Regions from separate parts of the Homo sapiens genome. Here regions 1 and 2 are each linked to region 3. The links are chromatin contacts, found by Hi-C or POLR2A ChIA-PET in ENCODE. All regions are on one chromosome and are shown on one strand. Each heading gives the region's core, a stretch centred on a gene start or an enhancer-like site at or near the end of the contact. The rest is flanking DNA. Distances are from core to core; before and after follow the strand shown. Region 1 holds the start of FMNL3 (formin like 3). Region 2 holds the start of BCDIN3D (BCDIN3 domain containing RNA methyltransferase). Region 3 holds the start of TUBA1A (tubulin alpha 1a).

Region 1 (3,607 bases), core at 666-3,165, 520 kb after region 3:
CCCCATCCCTTTCTCCCCAGTTTCTATAGCTAACTTGTGTCAGCTTGCTGGGGATTTTCACACCCCCACCAGAGTGCAGATCCCCTCCCACTCTTTTCCCCAACAGTTGGGCTCTTGTTCTCAAGGCCACTAAGTCCCAGTCTCTCCTCCTCAGCCTGTGAGATGGTCACAGCACATTGGTAATCACTGACTCACCCGATCCCCCGAGGAGGCTGGGGGAAATGCAGAGGGCCACAGGATGTATGGCCCACATCCCTTTGGCCCTTCGCAGAGCTGGCGGGCAGAGAGGTGCCAGCGACACCACTTCCCCTTGGAACACTGTGGACCCTCTTTGAGCCAGCTCTGGTGCCAGTGGGCTGATGTCAGATTCTCTACCATCGGAGAGGCCAAGATCTCTAGACAGCTCCACTGTTGCCAACAGATCTAATCTCCTTATTCCAAGGCAGATGAAATCCAATAAGGCTGCTAAGTCCACAACTTATCCCTCCTGATGGGCAGAGGCAAAGGCAGAGTCGGCCATACCAACAATAACGCCAGAATTATTACTGCTTCTTAGAAAACTCTTTGGGGAAGTGAGAACTATTTCCCCAAATTTCTCAAAGATTAACCCCGGTTTACCAATGTTTTCGCTCTGCAAAACTTCATTTTCAGCGCAAACATATTTTCTGGCTCCTTCCCGGTGATACCAGCTCAGAACCTCTCGCTTCATAGAGCCACTGACATCAATGTCCAATTCCCACACCAAAGAAGAATCCCAAAGTCAGCTCTAAAAACCCATTTATACAGACCGTTTGAAACCCACAGAAAGACTAAAAAGCACAGGCTAAACAACACAAACCAGTCACTATGGCTTAACGTGAAAAGGGGGGGAGGAGGCGGGATGGTTTGTGTATTGTTTCACTTGGAGAAATACCCCAGTGAAATGGTTTATCCACATGTTCAGCCTTTCAGGCAAATCCACTCTAACTTAGCAGGATGCCTGCAGGCCGTTCTGAAAATAAGCAGAATGGCATACTCTTTATTCCACCCCCTTCAGGAGCTGCCAGCCGCCTCCCCATCCCCCTCTCCCCCCAAACATCTGGTCTGGGCTGGGAGTGGGACCCACTCCCTGGGAAGCCTCCATGTTCGCAGGAGAGGCGGTGTCCCCACTCAGGGAAGCCTGCTGAGGAGCGAGCCGGCCGCGCTTCTGAATTCCCCCCACCCGCGAGAGGCTCCGGGCTGAGAATGCTAGGGACGGGGAGCCTGGCGAAGAAGCGGGGAAACGGGAAAAGGGCAGCAGAAGGGGGAGGAAGAAGGAGGGAGAAGCCTGGTTCCTAGGACGGTCCCGAACTGGGGACTTCTCCTAAGGGTCCAGCGGTGGAGGCGTCGGTCCCGAGATCCCCGACGGGGCTGTCCGGGCCGGCCAGCGGCTGCTCAGAGGTTCCTGGGAAGACACTGGAGGCCGGGATCCGTTCGGGACCCCGACTGAAAGGGTGGGCGGGACGGGGGCCCAGCACAAAGTCCCAGCCCGGGCGTCGGGACCTGAGGGGCGGTACGCGGGGGAAGGGGCTGGGCTCAGCTCTCACCAGCACCAGGGCGAACCTTTCCTCCAGCTCACAGGGCTCAGGCATCGGCATCTTGCCGGGCGGCAGCAACAACGGGACAGAGGGGGGCTCTCCCGGGACCCCCTCGGCGCTCTCCAGGTTGCCCATCGCGGCGGGGCCCCCTCAGGGGCCTCGGCCCCCCACCTCCACGCTCCGGAGCTTTCGGCTCCGCGGCTCCGACCAGGCTCCTCCCTCAGCGCCGGCTCCCCGAGTCCCGACTCCTCGGCCCCGTCGAGGGCGCCGGGGGTTCCCTGGAGTCCCGCTGGCGGGGGCGCGCGGCGAGGGCGGAGGCAGCGTAGCGGACAGCCGCACCGAAGCAAGGCGGACGGAGGCGGCCGGCTCTTGCTCACACCCGCCGCCTCGCCGCGCTCGGCGCGCCGCCCGGGCGCTGCCCCTCCCCGCCCCCCGCGCTCTTTCCCTTCCCCCGCCAACCTCGCTTCCTCCCACCCACACCCGGCCGAGACTCGGGCTTCCCCCGCGAGCGCCGACTGCAGCCCGCGCGACGCGCGCCCCATTCATGCAGGCCCCGCCTCCCGCCCAGAGGCCTCACAGGCGGCCCGGCCCGCCCCACCTGCGCCCGATTGACGGCCGCGTCTGCCAATCACAGCGCCTCCCGCCCTTGACGGCCTCGTGCCGGGCGCCGAGCGCTCCCTGGCGGCCTCAGCCGGCATCGAATCACCGCGGTTCCCAGAGGGCGTGAGGGGCTGGCGTGGACACACCGGGAATGGACCGTACCCTTTTTCAAAAGGAACTCATGATGTATACAAGTAAGTAAAATATTATACAAGGCATGGCGTACAAAACTAACTACAAGAGAAGTAGAAACAAGCAGGATACTCAGAAGAGGGAGAGAGATAGTACCTGTTAAGAGTCGGGGTGAGGGAGATCATAGTTGGACCAGGCATTGAGGGATGAGGAAGCCCTTACCCGACAGAGGCAGGGGAAAAAACGTTTGGGAGGAGAGAAGCTTAACCATCTGGCTGCGTGTGAAAATGGAGAGGCGGGAGAAGAACGCTGTTCTGGGCTCAGTCGGCGGCTGGGTCGTTGACATTTGCGGTGGAAATTTGTTGTCTAGCCGCCATCTTCTTCCAGTGAGAGCACCCCCTTTTCTTTTAGGAAACCACCTCTCCCCTCTTCTCAGTCTAAATGGAGCTGAATTTTATCCCCAGTTCCAAAGGACCGCATGACCCAGGCCCAGTCAGTCACAACATTTTCCTCCTCTACCCATGGACACTGTTTTAGGGATTGTCACTTGACCCAAGCCCAGACAATATGATATATCCAAGGCTTTCTCTGAAACAATCAGGAAAGAGGCACTCACTCTCTCTCCATTTAGGCTGCAAAATTATTAGAATGTAAACCTGCAGCCGCTGGTGGCCGTCTTATCATCACCTGTAACACATCAAGCCTGCTTGAGAATGAAGCCAGCGCAGAGGAGAGAAAAGCTATGAGACAGGACAAAATTCTAATGACATGCCAAGAACCTGGATCTAACCATGCCTGAAGTTATCACCTAGATTTTTAATTCATTTATTCAACAAATATTTATTTTAGAAAGTTTATTCTATGCCAGATACTATTCTGGGCATTGAAGGTACATCTGCGAACAAACAGGATATACATTGTGTCCTCTTGGAATTCACAATCTGTGTAGAAGGAAAGGTAGACAATAAACTAGACGAGTAAAATGTATAGATGTTAGTGATCAGTGTTAATAAAAATAAAACTGAAAGGTGATAGAGATGGAAGAGGCATTAAGATTTTAAATAGAGTTGCTTACTTGGGAGGCTGAGGCAGGAGGATCAATTGAAACTAGGAGGTTGAGGCTGTAGTGAGCCATGTTCATGGCACTCCACTCTAGCCTGGGTGACAGGGTGAGGCTCTGTCTCAATAAATAAATAAACACAGCTGTTGCTTGTCACAGGCATGATGGCTTCAAGGTTAATTTTCAGAGCTGGAGCGCTAGCCGCATAGGCCTGAGGGCTTACAGTCCCAATGGGGTGGTTGCAGTGTGCTTCATGGCA
Region 2 (3,905 bases), core at 1,333-3,832, 650 kb after region 3:
TTATTTATTTTTGAGACAGGATCTTACTCTGTTTCCCAGGCTGGAGTACAGTGGTGTGATCACTGCAACCTTGACTTCCCAGGCTCCAGAGATCCTCCTACTTCAGCCTTATGAGTAGCTGGAACCACAGGTGCACACCACCATGCCCAGCTAATTTTTGTATTTTTGGTAGGGATGAGATTTTGCCATGTTGCCCAGGCTGATCTCAAACTCCCGAGCTCAAGCAATCCACCAGCGTCAGTCTCTGAAAATGCTGGGATTACAGCGTCAGCCACTGCACCCAGCAGTTTTTTGGGTTTTTTGTTGTTGTTTTATTTGAGACAGGGTCTCACTTCGTCACCCAGGCTGGGGTATGTGGCACAATCAAGGCTCACTGCAGCCTCGACCTCCTGGGTTCAAGCGATCCTCCTCCCTCAGCTCTCTAAGTAGCTGGGACTACAGATGCCCACCACCACACCTGGCTAATTTTTTTTAGAGATGGGGTTTTGCCATGTTGCCCAGGCTGGGAAAGGAGTTTTTAAAATTGAAAAAAAAAAGCACCCATAAATTATGGTACATCTATCCAATGAAACATTAGGAAGCTGCTAAAAAAAGAATGTGGTGATATAAATAATCTCAGAATTAAAAGCTACTAATAGTGTGTTACCATTTGTAAAACTAAAAGGGGGGTACTTATATGTACGTAAATGCTGGTATACACACAAGACTGATACCTAAGAAATTATAAACAGTAGTGCCACTGTGTGGGGGAAAAGGAGGATTTAGGGTTGGGAGTAGAGACTTACTTTTTAGTATATACCCCTTTGTAGTTTGAATTTTTTTGTTTTATCAAGCGCAAGCATTTTTTTTCCCTTTCCTGACTACAAAGATCCACAAGAAAAAGCATTTTTTAAAAACTGCAAAACAGAAAGCTCCATAAACGTACAGCCAGGTTTGGGAACCACTACCCTAGTTAGCTGCCAACTATGTCTTTACCTCTCATGTGTATACTACTCTCAACTTTAAAATCTCTGGTGGTTTCCTAATGCCTTTCGTGAAATCCCAAGCCTTAACCTCAGTCTCTCTTTTCCATTGTTTTTACCCTCTGACTTCCCGTATCATCACAGCGGAGAAATTTTGCAGGGGACACAGGACATCAACCCATCTCCTCATTCCAGTCTTTGAGACTGTATCCAAATGTCCCCTTCCTACTATCATCTGAGTCCCACAAGGTCTGAAGTCGTCCCCCAAAGTCTCTTCTGTAAAAGGACAGCAACGTAACAGAATTGTCCCCCGCCCTCCAGATGCTGGACTGGAGTGATGGAGGGAGCGCAGAGAGGGTACTAACTTTTGAAGCATTTGCCGTGGTAAGTTCAGACTGCCTGCTAGTGTAGAATATCCCAGTGGCTACAAATAGGTGTGGGAGAGACATTTCCTTATTTTGCATGTGGTTTGATTATAATCATATGCCTAAGAATAGTTTGCAGCAAGAAGAGTGGCAGTGCCGCCCTTCTCCATTCCCTTGGGCAAAATGCTTTATTTGCTTCTCGATCCTCTCCACTGTACTCTGTCAACTCACTGTTTTGTTTTGTTTTTGAGACGGAGTCTCGCTCTGTCGCCCAGGCTGGAGTGCAGTGGCACTAGCTCGGCTCACTGCAAGCTCCGCCTCCCGGGTTCACGCCATTCTCCTGCCTCAGCCTCCGGAGTAGCTGGACTACAGGCGCCCGCCACCACGACCGGCTAATTTTTTGTATTTTTAGTAGAGACGGGGTTTCACCGTGTTAGCCAGGATGGTCTCGATCTCGTGACCTTGTGATCCACCCGCCTCGGCCTCCGAAAGTGCTGGGATTACAGGCGTGAGCCAGCGCGCCCGGCCTACTCACTTTTTTTGAAATAAACATGCAGGTCCCAGGGTCTGTCCTGCACTGTATAGCACACATGAGTCTCAATATCAGGCATGATTCTGTCACCCTTGGCTCTTCTCTCCCAGTAAACCAAACCTAACCCCATGTTCCCAAACGTGTGTCTCTGGAAGCCCCCTCTCCCCAGCCAAAGCGCCAGGCACGCTGGACAGAGGCCACCCTAGATACAAGGACCGTTCCCACCTGGGGTCTGGCCCTGAAAGAAAAGTGGGAACGTAGTCGACAAGGACTCCTCTCCAAGAGAGATTCCTAAGACAGATGGTGGAACCCTGGCGGGCAGGCAGCAGCGGCACTGGCTCAGTCAAAGCCACGCTTTATACTCGTTTTGGGAAAGTTTCGATGGGTGTTAGCCCAGGCCAGAACCACAGTGGATGTGTAGGCAGCCAACCACTTGGCTCCGGATGCTCCAATCCCTCCCCTGTCACTCACCCCGGAGTTACACCCCACGTCGAGCCCCAGAATCGGCCCGTTCTCGGGACTCTCAGGAAAGAGCTGTCGAAGCAGCTCCGGGGGCAGGAGGCGGAGCCGTTGCTCCGGAGGGTGGAAGCGAGAATAATGAGGAAAATTTCCGAACGGGGCGGCGCCAGGTGCCAGAACTCGCGATTCCTCTTCCGCTGCGGTCTCCTTAACACTCCCTCCATCCAGTTCCGTGGGCACCGCCATTAGCCTCAACACAGCCTCTGGGCCGTGGCGGAACCGGAAGCCGGGAACCTGCTGTCGGCGTGGGCGGTGGCGGTGCCAGCGCGCGTGCGTCGAACGGCTAGGGCGGGTGGCTAGAATTCTGCGGTGAATCAGAAAAGCTGTCCTGATTTCCTCTCGCTGTATACCTGGAGCCGGCGAGCGCCTGGGGCTTGCCTTGTATTATTGAACCCTCATCACAACACTGGGAGGGGATTAGCAATATCATCCACGTTTTACAGGGATGAAACAAACTCTGAGGGCTAAGTGTCTTGGCCAAGCTGACATAGTTTGAAACTTGGGCTACTTGACCCAGAACAAGTATACTAGTTTGTTGGGATCTTGGAAATCAATTTTAGTCCAATTTCCTTTCTTTATAAATGCAAAAAGTGAGACCGAGAGAACTTACTTGTCTGGGGTCATACATTGAATCTGTGACTCAAAAACTTCCACCCGGTTCAGGAAAGGGTAGCCAGGAGGTGCAGGTCACTTGCGAAGCCAGCCGACTCAGCCCTGTCCCCCAGGGGCAACTGTAGACCATGAGCTCCTTGAGAGGCAAGGACCGTGCCTTAAGAGCCAGCACTTAAAGAGTGCTTACCAGGCACCAGACACCCTTGTAAGCTCCTTAGTCAATCCTCTCACCCCGTGAGAAAATGACCGTATTATTATTCTTTTTATATAGATGAGGACACTGGAGTAAAACAAAGTAACTTGTCCAAGATCCCACAGTTAGAAATGATGGTACTAGGATTCGAACCCAGGGAGTTTGGATCCAGAGGATGTGCTTGCAACGGTGTGTTATTCTCAGCCTTGAGTCTCCTATACTTAACATGGGCCTGGCACAAAGATGCTCAACAAATGTTGTTGAATGAAAACTCAATAGAGAATACAATAAGGCCAGATCTGTTTGGGGAAACTTTAAATGGAAGGGAGAAAGGATGCCAACTGAAGCAGACATAGTGGAATGGAGTTGGGCAAGATGTGACTCAGAGATTGGAAATAACAGAGCTGATAAGGAGAGGAACTGAAGGGTCAACCTAGGTAGCAGGTTCCAGTCAAAAGCCAGGATGGCCCAGAATATCCGTCAGGGTCAACCAAGCATCAGCAGAGTTGTGCAGGACCCCCAACCCCACCCCTGCACCTGGCCCACCCATCTTAAAGGGGTATCCTGCTCCATGAGGCTGGCAGTTCGGTAAACTTCTTATAAGGCACTGGAGCATGACTCCTGCAAACAGTACCATCAGGAGTTAAAATAAGCGCTGTTTTCCTCTCAGTTTTTACTTTATATTTTCTTTTTCTTTTCTCCTTTTTTTGAGATAGAGTCTC
Region 3 (3,947 bases), core at 396-2,895:
CAGCTGCCTACATGATCTCATTGTGCTGTTTTGCCAGTTTTCCTCCTCTGACCCCGCCCGGGACCATGTGCCTGAATTGAAATGAATTAATTAAGATGCACTGGAACAAAAGACAACGGGATGCGGAGTATAATTCTTCTTTGTCTGTAGCAATTTCATTACTTTTTTTTTTAAAAAAAAAGGTTTTTCCAGATCTTCTCCACTGTAAAAGCTGAAAAATTATCCGTATCTTAACACACACACACACAAAAGTTCCTAAGTTAGAAACAAGCATCACATGAAAAGGTACCAAAGAATAAAAGCCCAGTGGAAGGATAATGAAATATTTATTTAAAACAACAAAATAGTATTTTCATCCTGAGATTCTCTACCCATCACATAATATTCATATTCTTTGCATCCAATAGAGGTTTTCTTCTCTGTGGTCTTTAGGGCTACCACTTTCATTGTCTATTCGCTGATGTGGTGGGGGCGGGGCGGGGGGGCGGCGGGGAAGGGCGTTTCCCTGGGTCCTGACCATCAGGGTACCCTGGGGCTCACAAAGTGGGCTTTCTCCCTCGCTGAACGTGCAGTCCAGACAGACAGACAGACACACACACACACACACACACACTTCAGTCGGTCAGGGCAGGGCGTCCCACAGACACACACACACACACACACACACACACACACACACTTCAGTCGGTCAGGGCAGGGCGTCCCCAGACCAGACATTAAAGAGCTTGTGAAGTGAATTATGATTTTGCTCAAGAAAAAAAAAAGTCATCTAACTTATAATAGTGAAGAAAACCCTTTTGGAGCCTACAGTTCCGCAATGATGAAAGGTTTTTTTGTTTTTTTTTCAGTCAGCTCCTGACAGAAGAGGTTCAGTGAGGGCGAACCCCGCCCAGTGGCTCCAACGCCATAGAAGCCAGAAACAAACAACCCCGCCCCTGCGCCGCCCTGACACCCGCTGCCGGGGGCTCCGGCAGAAACTCACCATGTTTTCCCGGGAATGTGTGGGTATCTTTCCAAAACGCCAAAGACCGCGGAGGGTCTTCCCACGCTAACCCTAGGCTGCGCTTTGTTCCCGTTCCCCCTCCCACGTCCCCCAGCTCGCCCAACGCCCCCGCTCTTTTTGGGTGCCTCCTCCTCTCCCGGTCCCCAGAGAACAACGCGAGACAGAAAGTGGCCCCTCAGCATCAGCGAAACCGTGCGCACAGACACGGGGCCCAGCCGGGACGCCCCAGACCCCTCGGTCGCGGCAGACGGGCTGCCCGCGGCCCCCGAAAGTCTCTCGGATAACACAGGCGCCTAGGCGCCGCCTTTGTTCCTCCCCAGCGCTCTGCTGCGCCCTGGGCGCAGTACTGGCCCGGTTCCTGCACCCGCACTGCGGCGGCGGCGGGGCTTGAGGATTTGGGGCTAAGCTAAACCTCACAAAACATACCACCACCCTCGCCCAGAGAGCTTACGAAAGAAAAGAGCTTAAAGGTTTTCCAAGTAGAGCCTGGGGGCGCTGACTCCACCCAACGGCCACAAAGAGCCGAAGCCGATTCTCACCATGGTTGCTGCTTCGCGACTGCCGAGCTGATGGCGGAGACGAAGAGGAGAGGTTGTTGCTTCTTACAGCGCGACTCTTAGGCGGTCGATGTAAGAGAACCTGCGGCACATAGGCGGATGCGGCTCCCTATATACAACTCGGTCACCATGGGGATGGGCCGGGGCCTTTTCCTGTTGGTCCAGACCCCCAATCTGCCCAGAGAAGCCATGACAGGAGACTGGTGATTGGTGCAAGCGACGTGGGATGAGGTAATCTCTCCCCCACCCCTTTTTCTCTAGCATCCGTAGACTGTTTGCATCCTTTAGACAAAGAGACCGTGCAGAAGCAGTCGGCCGAGCATCCATTATGGGGCGGGGTTGGGGAGGGGCGGAAGGAGAAGAAAGGGGACTGGGGTTAGAAGACTTTCTGTTGCTTAAACCTCAAACTGCAGTTAAAATTATCTATGTGAGGTTTTTTCCCCCTACCCTTAATAACAATTTATGTTTAGATTAAATATTTAAAGGAAAATGACTGCCAGCCCCTCCCTCGTAGTATATTAAACTCGACTACATTTTGTTAGGGTTCAACATCTCTAATTGCTTTAAACGTAAAGTGGGAGGGAAAATCGGCATGATGCTCGAAATGGCCTGGGTATATGTGATTTTTTTAATTTAAAAAAAGATTTAGCCATACGGTCATTCCAAATGGTTTCTCAGGTTCAACTAACTTATTTTCAGAGCTTCTTCTGCAGGCACACGCACACCCGAATAGCTAAACAAAACTGGAAGATGGAAAGAATAACCATATTAAATAAAGAAGCGAACAAATAGTTCTAACATGGCAATAATCAAGAGCAAGTGAACGTAGAGTAGTTATAATGGTTTACTAGAGGTATTCTTTTATGAGAAGTCTATGTAACACATTTTGTATGGTACATTGTCCTTTGGAATGAATCATCTTTCCTGATAGAAAATTGGGAAAATACAAGGAGAAATAATTGAGCTCAGAAGTTAGTACTACATGTGTGCAGTTACATATCTGAATTGGACTTTTGTCTGGAAAGTAACAAGCAAAATAATAGTAATAACCAATACACCAAATTAAAAAGAAGAAGAGAATAATATAATGTAAAAAGAATTTTGCAATGTCGCCTCCATCCACAGACAACTGTGAAACATCAGCTCAATAAACGCATTTCCTTTTTATGTAGTTCTTATGTCAATTTGGTAAATATCCTCCTGCGAGTGGGCTTCTAACTGTGGGAATTTTAGCCGGCCTCACACCCTTGCTGTTCAGCTAGAGACTCTGGTGGTTGCTCAGTTGTCCCTTGGGACAAAAAGGCTTTGCTTTCACCCCTAGGAAATAAATTGGAGTAAAATTATCTTGATATTTAGGAAGCCTCCATTCTCAGCAACGATCCGGAGTAAGTCACTGGACTTCGTACCACTGGATGTTGGTGATGAAATTTCAGAGGTAAATAAGTTTGGCCACTAAAGTTGAAAATTTATTTTTTACAAATAATTTTTCCTTTTGGTTTTCAGAGACAAATTTTCAGGGTCTGCAGCACTACTCACACAGTGCTCTGCGGAACCCATTCATTCCTGCTAGGCTGGCAGGCTAAGAAGGGCGTGGGAGGGAGGGACTTGAGAATACAGCTGCTGCAGGTTGTGGTGTGACAATGGCGACCACAGATTTTTCTAGCCTGCCATCCACAGTTCTGCTTTACTTGATCAATTTTGCTTCAGTAATATTCTCTGGAAAAAAAATAATATCCAAAATGCAAAAATCATTTTATCTACTTATTGTATATTTCCTAGGAAAAAATAATCCTCAACATCATCTTATCTCCACTTCTTTAGCAAAAAAAAAAAAAAAGTATATTTCAGAAGAGACAGGAGGATTAGGTATTTGAATGCTTCTTTCAGAACCCAGAAATATATTTAACAAAAATAAGAATTAAATGGCATAAGGAAGCATAAGGATTAATAAGTAGCTCATTCAAAATACTTTCACAATTTTAATAATAAAATATATCAGACACTATTGGACTATAGTAACATGTACAAGTCTTTTTGGAATGAGAAGCAGAGTTTGAACATTATTTTCTTTACAATATAAAAAGATTAATTAAGAAATATGTCACTTATCCAATAGTCTCAGTTCTTTATGCAATTTCCAAAGGATTAAATAAAAGAGAGGAGGGTTCACGTGGTTGATTCTTTGAAATTCTATCTCAGAGCCATTCTGTTCCTTATGTAAATGAGGGTTATTCCCTCCGCTTGGGCATATGTAACAAGATCTAGGTCAGAAATAGACTATTTAGGCACTGATAATCTCAAATATATAAACAAGAGATCGGGGAAATAACTAATCTATAATTTTTGTTCTTTATTATCTGATTTAATAGCACTCAAACTGTGGAAAG

What was found. Hi-C counts contacts between places; a loop is a spot of excess contacts on that map. ChIA-PET counts read pairs that join two places held with the same protein, here RNA polymerase II (POLR2A). Pooled maps may share reads with other maps.
Region 1: a loop to region 3 is called in a map of naive thymus-derived CD4-positive, alpha-beta T cell, with 23 times the contacts of the local background. The contact joins the promoter of FMNL3 here to the promoter of TUBA1A in region 3. A Hi-C loop is called at or near these places in 1 of 168 maps with a recorded cell type or tissue (naive thymus-derived CD4-positive, alpha-beta T cell) and 6 of 50 pooled maps.
Region 2: a loop to region 3 is called in a pooled map, with 6 times the contacts of the local background. The contact joins the promoter of BCDIN3D here to the promoter of TUBA1A in region 3. A Hi-C loop is called at or near these places in 6 of 50 pooled maps. POLR2A ChIA-PET finds 5 or more read pairs at or near these places in 2 of 52 experiments (A673 and naive thymus-derived CD4-positive, alpha-beta T cell).

The regions. Positions count from the first base shown.
Region 1 is chr12:49,705,490-49,709,096 of GRCh38, forward strand. It overlaps FMNL3 (formin like 3), which reads right to left and starts at 1,916. Exons shown (of 26, transcript NM_175736.5): 1 at 1,566-1,916. The coding sequence starts at 1,691. LOC124902929 (a long non-coding RNA gene) reads left to right here and starts at 2,237. Exons shown (of 3, transcript XR_007063299.1): 1 at 2,237-2,350. It also overlaps the pseudogene COX5BP5. RefSeq lists a silencer at 1,560-2,329 and an enhancer at 2,350-2,499.
Region 2 is chr12:49,840,524-49,844,428 of GRCh38, forward strand. BCDIN3D (BCDIN3 domain containing RNA methyltransferase) reads right to left here and starts at 2,583. Exons shown (of 2, transcript NM_181708.3): 1 at 2,331-2,583. The coding sequence starts at 2,564. BCDIN3D-AS1 (BCDIN3D antisense RNA 1) reads left to right here. Exons shown (of 3, transcript NR_027501.1): 3 at 1-631. RefSeq lists enhancers at 1,926-2,295, 2,866-2,925.
Region 3 is chr12:49,187,435-49,191,381 of GRCh38, forward strand. TUBA1A (tubulin alpha 1a) reads right to left here and starts at 1,646. Exons shown (of 4, transcript NM_006009.4): 1 at 1,543-1,646. The coding sequence starts at 1,545. RefSeq lists enhancers at 1,325-1,916, 1,415-1,534.